3 separate regions of the Homo sapiens genome follow, and regions 1 and 2 are each linked to region 3. Evidence: read pairs that join two places in POLR2A ChIA-PET (ENCODE). Cell type or tissue: PC-9. All regions are shown on one strand.

Evidence for each region. ChIA-PET counts read pairs that join two places held together with the same protein. Peaks named below come from ENCODE experiments on the same cell type or tissue, not always from the same donor. Only the 100,000 strongest peaks of a DNase experiment are listed, where the experiment ranks them.
Region 1: POLR2A ChIA-PET joins it to region 3 with 6 read pairs; 2 of 35 experiments call an interaction of 5 or more read pairs at or near these places.
Region 2: POLR2A ChIA-PET joins it to region 3 with 5 read pairs; 2 of 35 experiments call an interaction of 5 or more read pairs at or near these places.

The regions. Positions count from the first base shown.
Region 1 is chr19:48,763,120-48,768,119 of GRCh38, forward strand. No RefSeq gene overlaps it. Among named protein-coding and RNA genes, the nearest start is that of FGF21, 10 kb to the left of the region's middle. In PC-9, no CTCF peak of the experiment used is centred here; no DNase peak of the experiment used is centred here.
Region 2 is chr19:49,022,533-49,027,532 of GRCh38, forward strand. It overlaps CGB3 (chorionic gonadotropin subunit beta 3), which reads right to left and starts at 1,801. Exons shown (of 3, transcript NM_000737.5): 1 at 1,425-1,801; 2 at 904-1,071; 3 at 337-668. The coding sequence starts at 1,439. The coding sequence ends at 354. LOC124904738 (a long non-coding RNA gene) reads left to right here. Exons shown (of 2, transcript XR_007067288.1): 2 at 1-283. It also overlaps the pseudogene NTF6A. In PC-9, no CTCF peak of the experiment used is centred here; no DNase peak of the experiment used is centred here.
Region 3 is chr19:49,094,952-49,099,951 of GRCh38, forward strand. SNRNP70 (small nuclear ribonucleoprotein U1 subunit 70) reads left to right here. Exons shown (of 10, transcript NM_003089.6): 5 at 3,476-3,540; 6 at 3,691-3,753. Among named protein-coding and RNA genes, the nearest start is that of SNRNP70, 12 kb to the left of the region's middle. RefSeq lists an enhancer at 4,965-5,000. In PC-9, CTCF peaks have their summits at 3,042 (motif pointing right) and 3,246; a DNase peak (open chromatin) is centred at 3,020; H3K27ac peaks cover 428 bases.

The sequences.
Region 1 (5,000 bases), 330 kb before region 3:
TGAGTGAAATCTGCATCCCAAATCCTTTGCAAACGTTGGCCAGGTGCAGCGGCTCACGCTTGTAATCCCAGCACTTTGGGAGGCTGAGGCAGGAGGATAACTTAAGGCCAGGAATTTGAGACCAGCCTGGGCAACATAACGAGACACCATCTCTACAAAAATTAAAATTTCGGGCCAGGCACGGTGGTTCAAGCCTGTAATCCCAGCACTTTGTAAGGCCAGGGTGGGCGGATCACAAGGTCAGGAGATGGAGACCATCCTGGTCAACATGGTGAAACCCCGTCTCTACTAAAAATACAAAAATTAGCTGGGTGTGGTCGCGTGTGCCTGTAATCCCAGCTACTTGGGAGGCTGAGGCATGAGAATCGCTTGAACCCAGGAGGCAAAGGTTGCAGTCAGCCGAGATCGTGCCACTGCACTCCAGCCTGGCGACACAGCGAGACTCCGTCTATTTAAAAAAAAAAAAGAAAGAAATTCAACTACCCTGGAGCCTGAGGTGTGAGGATCACCTGAGCCTGGAAGATTGATGGTGGCTGTGCCACAGCACTACAGCCTGCACGACACAGTGAGATCTGTCTCTAAAAAATAAAAAATTAGACCAGGCATGGTGGCTTACACCTGTAATCCCAGCACTTTGGGAGGCTGAGTGGGGAGGATTGTTCGAGACCAGGAGTTTGAGACCAGCCTGGGTAACATAGCGAGATTCCCGTCTCTACAAAAAATAGAAAAATTAGCCAGGTGTAATCCCAGCTACTCGTGGGGCTCAGGTGGGAGGCTCACTTGAGCCCAGGAGGTCAAGGCTGCATGAGGTATTACGGCTCCACTGCACCCCAGAACAAGCAGGCTACAGAGCAAGACTCCACCTAAAAAAAATTTTTTTTTCCTCTGTTGTGTCTATTTCCTCTCATGCTCTTTCTAATAGAGCCTTCACTTATGATTTTTTTTTCTTTTTTTTTTTTGAGATGGAGTCTCACTCTGTCGCCCAGGCTGGAGTGCAGTGGCATGATTTCGGCTCACTGCAACCGCCGCCTCCCAGGATCAAGCAATTCTCCTGCCTCAGCCTCCCAGGTAGCTGGGACTACAGGCGCGCACCACCACACCTGGCTAATTTTTGTATTTTTAGTAGTGACGGGGTTTTGCTTATTGACCAGGTTGTTCTTCAACTCCTGGCCTCAGGTGATCCGTCCACCTCAGCCTCCCAAAGTGCTGGGATTACAAGCGTGAGCCACTGTGCTTGGCCCTGGCTAGTTTAACTTTTACTTTTGTACAGACAGGGTCTCACTATGTTGGCCAGGCTGGTCTTGAACTCCTGGGCTCAAGCCATCCTCCCACCTCGGCCTCCCACAGTGCTGGGATTATAGGTGTGAGCTACTGCGCCTGACTCTTTGTCTTAATTTCCCTCTTCCTATAAGGACGCCAGTCACATAGGATTTAGCACACACCCCAACCCAGTATGAGCTCACCTGAACTTGATTCCATCTACAAAGACCCTATTTCCCAGGAAGATCACATTCAGAGGTTCCAGGTAGACCTGAAGCTTCCAGGACACTATTTTCCCTCAGTGCACAGCTCTACATAAATTTGGTCACACTCTTCTTCTTCTTCTTCTTCTTTGCAGACAGAGTTTCACTCTTGTTGCCCAGGCTGGGGTGCAATGACACAATTTCGGTTCACCGCAACCTCCGCTGCCCAGGTTCAAGCGATTCTCCTGCCTCAGCCTCCGGAGTGGCTGGGATTACAGGCATGCACCACCAAGCCTGGCTAATTTTGTATTTTTAGTAGAGATGGGGTTTCACCATGTTGGTCAGGCTGGTCTCGAACTCCCGACCTCAGGAGATCCGCCCGCCTCGGCCTCTCAAAGTTTTGGGATTACAGGTGTGAACCACCACGGCCAGCCTCACACTCCTCTTCTTTTCCTCACATTTAAGTGAGCTGTACCCTTAGGAGAAAGTTGCACAGTTAGCACTAGGGTGGGCCAGGATAGCTTTCTGAGCCTTAAAAATCTTAAAGTTTGGCTGAGACCAGCCTGACGAACATGGAGAAACCCCGTCTCTACTAAAAATACAAAAGTAGCTTGGTGTGGTGGTGCATGCCTATAATCCCAGCTACTCGGGAGGCTGGGGCAGTAGAATCGCTTGAACCTGGGAGGCAGAGGTTGTGGTGAGCCAAGATTGCGCCACTGCACTCCAGCCTGGGCAACAAGAGGTAAACTCCATCTCACAAAATTAAAAAAAAATTTCTTTTAAGTTTGGCCAGGCACGGTGGCTCACGCCTGTAATCCCAGCAGTTTGGGAGGCTGAGGCAGGTGAATCCCCTGAGGTTAGGAGTTCAAGACCAATCTGGCCCACATGGTGAAACCTGCCTCTACTAAAATTAAAAAAATTAGCTGGGTGCAGTGGTGTGCACCTGAGGTCCCAGCTACTCGGGAGGTTGAGGCACAGGAATCTCTTGAACCCAGGAGGCAGAGGCTGTAGGCAGCTGAGATCGTGCCACTGCATTCCAACCTGGGCGACAGAGCAAGACTCTGTCTAAAAAAAAAAAAGAAAAGAAAAAGAAAACTCTCTGGGCATGGTGGTGGGCACCTGAGGTCCCAGCTACTCAGGAGGCTGAGGAAGGAGAATCGCTTGAACCCAGGAGGCGGAGGTTGCAGTGAGCCAAGATCATGCCACTGCACTTCAGCCTGGGCGACAGAGCGAGCCCGTCTCTCTCTCTGTCTATATATATATATACACACACACACAATAAATAAATAGGTTGGCTCTTTGCTGTTTCCCCACAGTACTGTATTCAATATATAACCACTCAGCACAGCCACCTCTCCAATGTTCAGGAGCAAACTCTTATCTCCTTGGTTCTTGCCCCCACCATTATCAGAACCTTCCCTCTGTTTTACTCTCTGAGCGCCTGCCAAGATCAGTTTGGGTTTTGTTTCTCTATTAGTTTTCACCCGTGTGGAGCTTCGTCCTTCCAAGAGGGAGGTTCTACTGAGTGAGCACTTCCCAGATCCCTGGGGAGCCAGGCTATTTAGCATCTTTCAGCTTCTCCACCGCACCCTATCCTCACCTACTCACTGGAGCCCCTAGAGATTTGACTACTGTTCTTGTTTTCTTTTCTTTTTTTGGGGGGGTGGGGGAGGGGGACAGGGTCACTGTCGCCCAGGCTGGAGTGCAGTGGCATGATTTTGGCTCACTGCAACCTCTGCCTCCCAGGTTCAAGCAATTCTCCTGCCTCAGCCTCCTAAGTAGCTGGGATTACAGGTGCCCCCACCTCGTTAATTTTGGGGGGTTTTTGTTTTGCTTTTTTTTGAGAGAGAATCTCGCTCTGTTGCCCGGGCTGGAGTGCAGTGGGCTCACTGGAACCTCTGCCTCCCGGGTTCAAGAGATTCTCATGCTTCAGCCTCCCAAGTAGCTGGGACTTCAGGTTTGCGCCACCATGCCCAGCTAATTTTTGCATTTTTAGTAGAGACAGGGTTTCGCCATGTTGGCCAGGCTGCTCTCCAACTCCTGACCTCAAGTGAACTGCCTGCCTTGGCCTCCCAAAGTGCTGGGATTACAAGCGTGAGCCACTGCACCTGGCCCTGGCTAGTTCTTTTAACTTTTACTTTGGTACAGACAGGGTCATGTTGGCCAGGCTGGTCTTGAACTCCTGGGCTCAAGCAATCCTCCCACCTCGGCCTCTCAAAGTGCTGGGGTTATAGGTGTGAGCTACCACGCTTGGCTCTTTGTCTTAATTTCCCTCTTCCTATAAGGACACCAATCATATAGGACTTAGCGCACACCCCAACCCGGTATAACCTCACCTGAACTTGATTTCATCTACAAAGGCCGTATTTCCAAGTAAGGACACATTCAGCGGTACCAGGTAGACATGAAGCTTCCAGGACGCTATTTCCCCAATGCACACCTCTACACGGAGTTAGTCACACTCCTCTTCTTCTTCTTTTTTTTTTTTTTTTTAAGACAGTTTCTCTCTTGTTGCCCAGGCTGGAGTGCAATGGCATGATTTCGGCTCACTGCAACCTCTGCCTCTCGGGTTCAAGCAATTCTCCTGCCTCAGCCTCCCAAGTAGCTGGGATTACAGGCATGTGCCACCACATCTGGCTAATTTTGTATTTTTAGTAGAGACAGGGTTTCTCCATGTTGGTCAGGCTGGTCTCGAACTCCTGACCTCAGGTGATACGCCTGCCTTGGCCTCCCACAGTGCTGGGATTACAGGCGTAAGCCACCGCACCTGGCCTCACACTCCTCTTCTTTTTCTCTCATTTAAGTGAGCCGTACCCTTAGGAGGAAGTTGCACAGTTGACATTAGGGTGGGCCAGGATAGCTTTCTGAGCCTTAAAAATCTTAAAAGTTTTGCCGGTCACAGTGGCTCACGCCTGTAATCCCAGCACTTTGGGAGGCCAAGGTGAGCGAATCCCCTGAGGTCAGGAGTTCCAGACCAGTCTGCCCAACAAGGTGAAACCCTGTCTCTACTAAAATTACAAACATTAGCTGGGCGTGGTGGTGCACACCTGCGGTCCCAGTTACTTGGGAGGTTGAGGCACAGGAATCTCTTATTTATTTTTTATTTTTTATTTTTTTTGAGATGGAGTCTCGCTCTGTCGCCCAGGCTGGAGTGCAGTGGAGCGATCTCGGCTCACTGCAAGCTCCACTTCCCGCGTTCACGCCATTCTTCTGCCTCAGCCTCCCGGGTAGCTGGGACTACAGTCACCCACCACCACGCCCAGCTAATTTTGTTTTTGTATTTTTAGTAGAGACGGGGTTTCATCATGTTAGCCAGGATGGTCTCGTTCTCCTGACTTCATGATCCGCCTGCCTCGGCCTCCCAAAGTGCTGAGGCACAGGAATCTCTTGAACCCAGGAGGCAGAGGCTGCAGTGAGCTGAGATCACGCCACTGCACTCCAACCTGGGCAACAGAGCAAGACTCCATCTCAAAACAAAACAAAAAAACTATCTGGGCATGGTGGTGGGCACCTGTAATCCCAGCTACTCGGGAGGCT
Region 2 (5,000 bases), 72 kb before region 3:
ACGCCCAGCTAATTTCTTTATGTAATTTTAGTAGAGACGGGGTTTCACCATGTTAACCAGGCTGGTCTTGAACTCCTAACCTCAGGTGATTCGCCTGTCTTGGCCTCTCAAAGTGCTGGGATTACAGGCATCAGCCATCGCACCTGGCCATCAAGCTGGAAAATTTTAAGGTCTGTTTCTTTCCCAATGTAGAGTAAAGTTGCGATGTCATCCCCCGACCCCACACTGTTTTCTACCAGAGTTCTCATACTGTGACTCTGTATAAAATGGTTTGGAAGCTGGACCCATCCTGTGTGTGTGTGGTTGCCCTGAGCCCACAGAAAGACACCTCCAGAGTGCGGATTGAGAAGCCTTTATTGTGGGAGGATCGGGGTGTCCGAGGGCCCCGGGAGTCGGGATGGGCTTGGAAGGCTGGGGGGAGGGGCCTTTGAGGAAGAGGAGTCCTGGAAGCGGGGGTCATCACAGGTCAAGGGGTGGTCCTTGGGACCCCCGCAGTCAGTGGTGCTGCGGCGGCAGAGTGCACATTGACAGCTGAGAGCCACGGCGTAGGAGACCACGGGGTTCACGCCGCGCGGGCAGCCAGGGAGCCGGATGGACTCGAAGCGCACATCGCGGTAGTTGCACACCACCTGAGGCAGGGCCGGCAGGACCCCCTGCAGCACGCGGGTCTGGAAGCCGTGTGAGTGGGGGAATGAGCATGTGCCTGGGGCCAGCGCCTCAGCTGAGCTCCCCAGCTGCCCCCACAGGTCTCAGACTCAGGGGTCCAGGAAGCCCTCTGTTCCTGCCCTCCCACACCCCATTCCGCAGCCCCTGACCAGAGAGGCAGACCACCCTTCCTCCCCCGCTGCCTCTGTGGGTCTGGCCCTGAGGTGGCAGCACCTGCCCCGGCCCCGGGCAGCTCACCATGGTGGGGCAGTAGCCGGCACAGATGGTGGTGTTGACGGTGATGCACACGGGGCAGCCCTCCTTCTCCACAGCCAGGGTGGCATTGATGGGGCGGCACCGTGGCCGAAGCGGCTCCTTGGATGCCCATGTCCCGCCCATGCTCAGCAGCAGCAACAGCAGCAGCCCCTGGGACAAGGACACTGCTTCACCCGGGTCTGAGACCGCAGCCCCGAGTCCTGGCCTTCCCATCCCGCGTGGTACACCACCCACAAAGACCCAGAGACCCTTCCCGGCATCTCCTATTCAGGACCCACCACCCGGACACCTGCCTTTCAGAGCCCACCCCACAGCCCAGAGGACCTGAGATACCCCAACATTTCAGATCCGCACCTTCAGGAAATGCCCCACCTGAAGCTTACTGGGGGTCACGCTCCTCCAGAAAGAGGCCTCCTTCCACAGCTCACACTGGTCTGACCCCTTCTCATGCCAGTGATTGCCTGGAAGGAGGTGGAAGGTGCCCAGGGGCCCTGCAGTCTTACCTGGAACATCTCCATCCTTGGTGCGTCCCCTGCCTCGTGTACCTGGCTTTATACCTCGGGGTTGTGGGGGCGGCAAGGCCACCAGGAGGTGATAGGATGCTGGGGTGAGCTCGACACTAACCCCTCGGGGGGCAAGAGGTAGACAAGGCCAGGGGGGCGCAGGAGTGGCTCAGCGGAGCGCCCCAGCCCTCTCCTCTCACTGGTCCAGCGCCAAGGGTGAGGCGGAGACCACGGTGAAGTGACCTCAGAGACTCAGTCGTCGAGTGCTAGGGACTAGTCGAGGCTGGAGGCACAGGGAGTAGGGTGTAGGAAGGCCTGCCTCTGCCTATGGTGGGGTCCTGGGAGCCAGGAGGAGGCCGTGACCCGAGAAAGGTGCTGGACTGAAGCCTCAACCCTCCTCTACTTGAGGCTTTCCTGCACCACAGTCCAACCTCCCAGGAGGGGCGCGGCTTCGGACTTAGTTTCTGCCCAATGAGAGAGGGCCTCCCCGTGACTGTGCTGCCAGGGAAGCCACTTGACCCTGGTGCCGCCAACGAGGGATTCAGCCCGAGCCCCACCTCTCCCTTAGGGACCTCCGCCCACCCTACCCTCAAGCCAGGATGCCCGGAGCTGTCCCCGGAAATGCGTGTGCTTCAGGTGATTTAACTGATTATTGAATAGGCCCGCAGGAGGTGTGTCCTGCCCATGGGGCCGAAGCCTCGGAGGACATTATCTGGACTTAGTCCCTTCCCCGCGATGCCATCAAGCTGGACAATTTTAAGGTCTGTTTCTTTCCCAATGTAGGGTATAGGTTGGCACAGGGAAGAGGGCTAGAAACCTGACTTGAGCTCCCCGCCCAGGGCTGAACTCTCCAGCATCCTGATCACTTCTCATTGAACCTTGCTTATACTCCCCGTGTGATCGGTAGCTCTTTATCTCAAAACAGAATATTCTAAGCCAACCCCTGCCTGCTCTCACCAAGTAAGATTTCTCATTTGAACCCCAGCTCCCAGATACTTAAAGGCCTTCTGTAGACCATGTCCTCAAGGTCCCCTGGCCATCTGCTTGCATGTTCCAGTTTCCCTCCTCCCCCATGCACATCGTGAAATGTGCCCTCCCACTCCCCAGGATGAGCAAGGTGGTGTCCTCTGTGACTGAGCAGTCAGCAACTTAACACCAAAGGTCACCAATGATCAAATCCATGAGAGTTGATCCGAGGAGTTATGTATTAGGGCTACGAAAGAGTAAACACTCAGTAAATAGTGGCTATTATTATTATCATCATCATCATCATCATCATGATTACCCTCAAGTTCCCCTGGGAGAGCTCCTATTCAACCTTCAAAACCACATGTGGTGGCACCCATCCTGCAGAGATTGAGCTCAAATTCAGAGAGTTGTGATTTTGTGATGATTTGATGAGTTCCCCAACTGGGGTCCGTCCGTAGAGCAGCTGGGCCAACCCTGAGGTCTCTCAGCATCCAGCTCTGTTCTTTTTCTGCCTGACCAGTTCCTGGGTATAAGTCTCAGGCCCGGCCAGTCCGGCTGAGGAGTGTGCAGACACAGGCTGTGCCAGTTTGAATCCATCGCCAGTCCACACGGCCCTGGGCATCAGCGGTCAATGCCCGCACATAGGACTGCTTGGCCTTGCACTCAGACACCCAGTGCCCCCCGGTCCACACCCCGGCGGCAGCCCCCTCCACCTACCCCCGGGCCACCTTCCTCAGATTTATCGGCCTCGAAGTGGGCAACAAAGAAGTGCTGGCGGAGGGAACTGCCGACAGCTGCAGGCACCTCGCCCAACACCTCCACCTCGAGCACACCCAAGTCCACAGCAGTCCAGGGGTCTGTCACCCAGACACTGACTGCATCGCACACGGCCAGCTCACCCTGATGACTCGCCGGTGAAGTATCGCTCACCCCTCGCTGGCTGCGGTTGGCCCGGGCGCCTGCTGACTCCCGAAAGGCTCCAGTCTCCAGCAGGAAGACCAGAGGGGGCCCGGCAGCGGCACCCCTAGACAGGACCACTCGGGGGAAAAGAAGGTCCCACTCTGGAGGAGGAAAAGGCGACAATGTCGAGGATGGGGTTAGGACTCCATTGACACACTGGGGAGGAGGAAAATGAGGGGGATGCGGAGGGAGCCTGGGGGAGTGGGAGCATCTCTCAGAGCATCTCTCAGAGCACATGGAGACAGGGAAAAGGAGGCTGGGATTAGAGAAGAGGATAAACACTTCAGTGGGGTCAGAAGTTGGAAACCCCAGGGGAGGCCTGCCTGCCAGGATTATGGGGAAGCCCTTGCTCTAGAAGTTTGGGGGACTCCATATATAGGACTTGCATCACACCCAACTTGTAGATTAATAATAAATATTCAACAACTACAGGTCAGGCACTATGGCTCACACCTGTAATCCCAGCACTTTGGGAGGCTGAGGCGGGTGGATGACTTGAGGTCAGGAGTTCGAGAGCAGCCTGGCCAACACTGTGAAACAACATCTCTACTGATAATACCAAAATTAGCCAGGCCTGGTGCTGCACGCCTGTGGTCTCAGCTACTCAGGAGGCTGAGGCAGGAGAATCGCTTGAACCCGGGAGGCCGAGATTGCAGTGAGCCAAGATGGTGCCACTGCACTTCCGCCTGGACAACAGAGTGAGACTCTGTCTCACAAAAAAAATAAAAATAAAAATAAGGCCGGGCATGGTGGCTCACACTTGTAATGCCAGCATTGTCGGAGGCTGCAGTGGGTGGATCAGCTGAGGTGAGGAGTTCCAGACCAGCCTGACCAACATAGAGAAACCGCACCTCTACTAAAAATACAAAATATCCTCCAGCGTGGTGCTGCATGCTTATAATCCCAGCTACTTGGGAGGCTAAGGCAGGAGAATCACTTGATCCCAGGAGGCAGAGGTTGCAGTGAGCCAAGATCGCGCCATTGCACTTCAGCTTGGGCAACAAAAACAAAGCTCCATCTTAAAAAAATAATAATAATAATCATAAAATAAAGATAAAAATGTTCGGCCGGGTGCAGTGGTTCACGCCTGCAATCCCAGCGCTTTGGGAGGCCGAGGTGGGTGCATCACCTGAGGTCAAGACTTTGAGACCAGCCTGGCCAACATGGTGAATCCCTGTCTCTACTAAAAAAAAAACACAAAAATTAGCTGGGTATGGTGGTGCGCACCTGTACTCCCAGCTACTCAGGAGGCTGAGGCAGGAGAATCGCTTGGACCCATGAAGCAGAGGTGTAGTGAGCCGAGAGCGCGCCACTGCACTCCAGCCTAGGTGACAGGGCCAGACTCCGTCTCAAAAAAAATAAAAATAAAAATAAAATAAAAATAAAAGTAGAAAATATTCAACTACTATTACTCAATAGCAACAGATGGTAAAATACAGGCTCAGAGAAATTAATGATTTGTGCCTGGTCACACAGCCAACAAATGGCAGAGATGGGACTTCACCTCTGGGCAACTGCACTCTGCTATCCTTCCTGTAGAACTCTGAGGAACCGAGGGTCTTGCACCCTGGAGGATGTTCCAATCAATTTTTTTTTGAGGGGGTGTCTCACTTGTCGCCCAGGCTGGACTGCAGTGGCGCGATCTCG
Region 3 (5,000 bases):
TCTCTGCTCTGGGCTGCTACTTAGATGAGCCCTCAACCAGTGATGTCCTGAGGGAGAGCTGCCGTCAGGGCGCTGCACGCATACGCTGGCTGTGGGGCGCTGCCCGGCATTGGGTCTGTGCTACCTTCTTTGAGCTTTTGTTCTCTATCTTCAGGACTTGGGGGTACCATTGCTTTGCTGCATTTGCTTTTTACCTTTAGTCACATTTGTGGCCCCCCCACCCCGGGTAAGCAAGTGCTCCAGGGAACTCACACAGTGTGCTGGGGTGGTTTCCCTCTGGCTGCCCTTCAGGAAGCTCAGCTGTTGTTTGGCCTTCGTCCACTCCCCAGCCCTGCAGCATTCATTGGTCCCACTGTCATGCTCCACAGTAACTGTTAGAATGCCTGCTGTCTGGCGTTGCCGGGTGTGTTTCCTTGCTGCTGTGACAGCTTTCAGCTCTTCATTAAATGTTAGCATCTTGTGAGGCTTTTTCTAACCTGCCTTGTAAAGTCACCCGTTTCTATTCTCTGTCGTCATCTGATGTGATCATAGGATCTCCTTATTTACCTCTTTCATTAGCATATGAACCCCATGAGGGTAGACACCTTTTTTTTTTTTTTTTTGGAGACAGTCTCACTCTGTTGCACAGGATAGACTGTAGTGGCACGATCTCGGTTTACTGCAACCTTCATCGCCTCCCTGGTTCAAGCGATTCTCTTGTCTTAGTCTCCTGAGTAGCTGGACCACACCCAGCTAATTTTTTGTGTATTTTTAGTAGGGATGAGGTTTCGCTGTGTTGATCAGGCTGGTCTTCTTGAACTCTTGGTCACAAGTGATCCGCCTGCCTTGGCCTCCCAAAGTGCTGGCATTACAGCTGTGAGCCACTGCGCCCAGCACCTTTTTTTGTCTTGTTTACTGCGAAATCCCCAACAACTATAGCATTTCCAGGCACATAGTAGATGCTTAAGAATTACTTACTTACAAGAGCACAAACATCGGCGAATAAAAAGAATTACCTATTGAATGAATGAGAGTTAGCTGGTGCAAAAAAAAAAAAAAAAAAAGCCAGTGCAGATTGAGAGACCTGGCCATAGAAAATTACAACGCTCAGGGATAAGGTATGGCAAGGAACGTTTTTTGTTTTTTGTTTTTTTTTTCGCTTTATTGCCGAGGCTGGAGTTCAGTGGTATGATCTCGGCTCACTGCAATCTCCACCTCCCAGATTCAAGCAATTCTCCTGCGTCAGCCTCCCGAGTAGCTGGGACTATAGGCGCACACCACCATGCCCTGGTAATTTTGTATTTTTAGTAGAGACGGGGTTTCGCCATGTTTGCCAGGCTGGTCTCAAACACCTGACCTCAGGTGATCCGTCCGCCTTAGCCTCCCAAATTGCTGGGATTACAGGTGTGAGCCACTGTGCCCAGCCTGGCAAGGAACTTGAGGAGTGGGTGGAGAGAACGCTGAGATGGAGTTGTTTTCAGACGTTTCCATTTGTCCCAGATAGCGATTCCCTTAAATTGTGGCTTAGGCTTCTGTTTTCTAAAATATTCTTAGGCCAGGTGCGGTGGCTCACGCCTGTAATGCCAGCACTTTGGGAGGCCGAGGCAGGCAGATCACCTGAGGTCAGGAGTTCGAAACCAGCCTGGCCAACATAGTGAAACCCCGTCTCTACTAAAAATACAAAAGATTAGCTGGGTGTGGTGGTGTGTGTTTGTAATCCCAGCTACTTGGGAGGCTGAGGCAGGAGAATCGCTTGAACCCGGGAGGCGGAGGTTGCAGTAAGCCGAGATCTCGCCATCCATTGCACTGACCTTGGGCAACAAGAGTGACACTCCATCTCAAAAAAAGTACATTCCTTAAAGTCATCTTGACCTTAGTTTATACTTGTAGTTAAATTCTCTCATAAGAAACAAATCTGGCGGGACGCGGTGGTTCATGCCTGTAATCCCAGCACTTTGGGAGGCCGAGGAGGGCGGATCACCTGAGGTCAGGAGTTCGAGACCAGCCTGGCCAACATGGCGAAACCCCATCTCTACTAACAATACAAAAATTAGCTGGATGTGGTGGTGCACGCCTGTAATCCCAGCTGCTTGAGAAGCTGAGGCAGGAGAATTGCTTGAACCTCGGAGGCAGAGGTTGCAGTGAGACGAGATTGCGCCATTGCACTTTAAGCCTGGGCAACAGAGCAAGACTCTGTTTAAAAAAAAAAAAAATCTGAGACTTTATTTCTCTAGCTTCTGGCAACACCCACACTGTCTTCCTGAAAAGGTAGCACCCGAGGGTTCGGGGAAGGAGCCTGGTAGTTCAAGTGCCCGGGGTGAGAGGTGAAGTCTGCCTTGGCCCTTCGCCACTTTAACACCTCCCTTTTTCTGTGTCTCGAGTTTGTTCTGTTTTACTTCCATTTGCAAAATAGTAATAAATAAATATCAGTGTCCAGCACTGTGTCTGGGCCATAGTACGTGTTCAGTAAATTATATGTCTAATGTTCCATTATTGGAACGCTAAGCATGTGGGAGTTATTTATATCCTACTGCTCGGGTCATCACCAGGGTCTGATTTTTCACACGTGTCTGCAATTCAAAAAATTGCAACCTCTGGCATAAATGGGTTAATGTTATTCCTTTTCTCATGCTCTCCCAGAATGTGACAGGGCTTCCGAGGGAAACACTATACCATGGAAGAACCGGCAGAGTGTCCTTAAGGCCCCGGCAGGAGTCAGGGTCATTATGTGCTGGAGCCACCATATTTGGTGAAAAGGACTTATTCCCAGGCCTGACCCAGCAGGATCACCTATGAAATTGGTTTCTTAGGAGATTCCTGGCTCTTTTCTTTGGAGATTGTTATTCCTTAGTAGCCAGGTAGAACAGTTTGCCTCACAGTAGTGAGGCTGGAGTGAGAATCTGATCTGACGCTAGTCAGTTCCTGGGTTCCTTTTTAGAGACACAGGGCACAGACAGGAAAGCAGAGCTTACTTAGTGTTTGCTTTCCTGGCTCTCATTCTTAGCCTTGGGGCAGCTTGGTCTCAGGTTTTCCTGTGGGCTGTAGTTGCAGTCTGTGTCCAGTAGGTGGCAGTGTGGCCCTGCCTACAGGAGGGAGCTCAGAACCTGGGGGCATCAGCTGCATCTCCAGGGAGGCCCAGTTGGGCTATTACTGTTTGGATCACCTTGCATCTGGGAGCGATAGGGCCCTTAGGGTTTATGTAGGTCTGAAATGGCAGTTGGGCCTGCCCACATCCTGTCAGCTTGAAGTCAGCCTTACCTCCTCTCCTCAGCAGCCTGGATTATCTCTCAGCCACTCTGATAAAGCCCACTGTGCCTCAGAGAAACAGGTTCAGAGAGGGGCGTCCCTGAGGTTGCCAGGTCACCACCCATGTTCCTCCAGTTAGGGGCCTCTCCCAATGCCACCGTTTTCTTCTTGGCCTCTGCCCATCGTATTTGTTTTGCTACCTGAGACCATGGACACCTTCAACTTATAAAATTCCTTTCTTCCTGCACAGGGGACCCTCACAATGATCCCAATGCTCAGGGGGATGCCTTCAAGACTCTCTTCGTGGCGAGAGTGGTAAGTCCCCAGCTCCTAGCTCCTGGAACCCCACGCTGCTGAGAGCCTGGGTCTGGCACAAAGGTCAAATAGGCTAGGTACAGGGGAATGTTCCAGGGGCTGTGGGACAGCTCTGTTCTCCCATTTAACGTCATATCCATCTCCTTGTAGAATTATGACACAACAGAATCCAAGCTCCGGAGAGAGTTTGAGGTGTACGGACCTATCAAAAGAGTAAGTGGAGTGGGTCAGGGTGTTTGAATTGGGGGTGCATGGAGGAGGGGCTGTATCCTGAGAGGGAGGGAGAGAGGTCCCAGCCCTGAGCATGGCTCACACCATTTCAGGGCCTGGATTTATGCATCCTGACTGTATCTCCATGCAGCAGACCTTGGGCAGCAGAAGTAAAATGAGAAGTAATGACTGCTGGTGGTTGGTTGAGAGCAGGGGTTGGCAAACTACAGACTTAAAGTTTTCCTGCTGCTCAGCCAGGCAGGTCTGTTTGTTTACACATTGTCTTTGGCTGCTACTGTTGTAAGGCAGGGTTGGATTGTTGCAACAGTATACGGCCGTCCAAGCTGGAAATATCTACTCTCTGGGTCTTGGCAGAATACCTATGCTGAGTCCCGTTTTAGAGGAAGGCTTTGTTTTACCAATCTTCTTTTAAGTCACTGAAGTGCTCTGTGTCTGATTTCCTTTATCTAACATGGGAGACGCATGCCTTCACTGGGCAGTAGTGAGGGCTTGAGGCCATCCTACACACAAACTGATGTTAGCCATGTCTCTTCTCCCTGCTCTGTTTCTGATACGTCTTTTAAAAATATTTATACATGTCAGGCCGGGTGCAATGGCTCACACCTGTAATCTCAGCTCTTAAGGAGGCAGAGGCGGGAGGATAGCTTAAACCCAGGAGTTCGAGACCTGCCTGGGCAATATAGCAAGACCCCGTTCTCCACACAAAGGAAAAAAAAAGTATTGTTGGGCCAGGCACGGTGGCTCACGCCTGTAATCCCAGCACTTTGGGAGGCCGAGGTGGGCGGATAACCTGAGGTCAGGAGTTCGAGACCAGTCTGACCAACATGGTGAAACCTGGTCTGTACAAAAAAAAAAAAAATACAAAAATTAGCTGGGCATGATAGCGGGCGCCCGTAATCCCAGCTACTGAGGAGGCTGAGGCAGGAGAATTGCTTGAACCCAGGAGGCGGAGGTTGCAGTGAGCCGAGATCACACCACTGTACTCCAGCCTGGGCAACAGAGTGGGACTCCATCTTAAAAAAAAAAAAAAGTATTGTAGGCTGGGCGTGGTAGCTCACGCCTGTAATCCCACATGTTGGGAGGGCGAGGCAGGCAGATCACCTGAGGTCAGGAGGCAAGACCAGCCTGGCCAACATGGCGAAACCCCGTCTCTACAAAAATACAAAAGATTAGCCGAGTGTGGTGTCTCGTGCCTGTGTGTGTGTGTGTATGTGCATGTGTATATATGT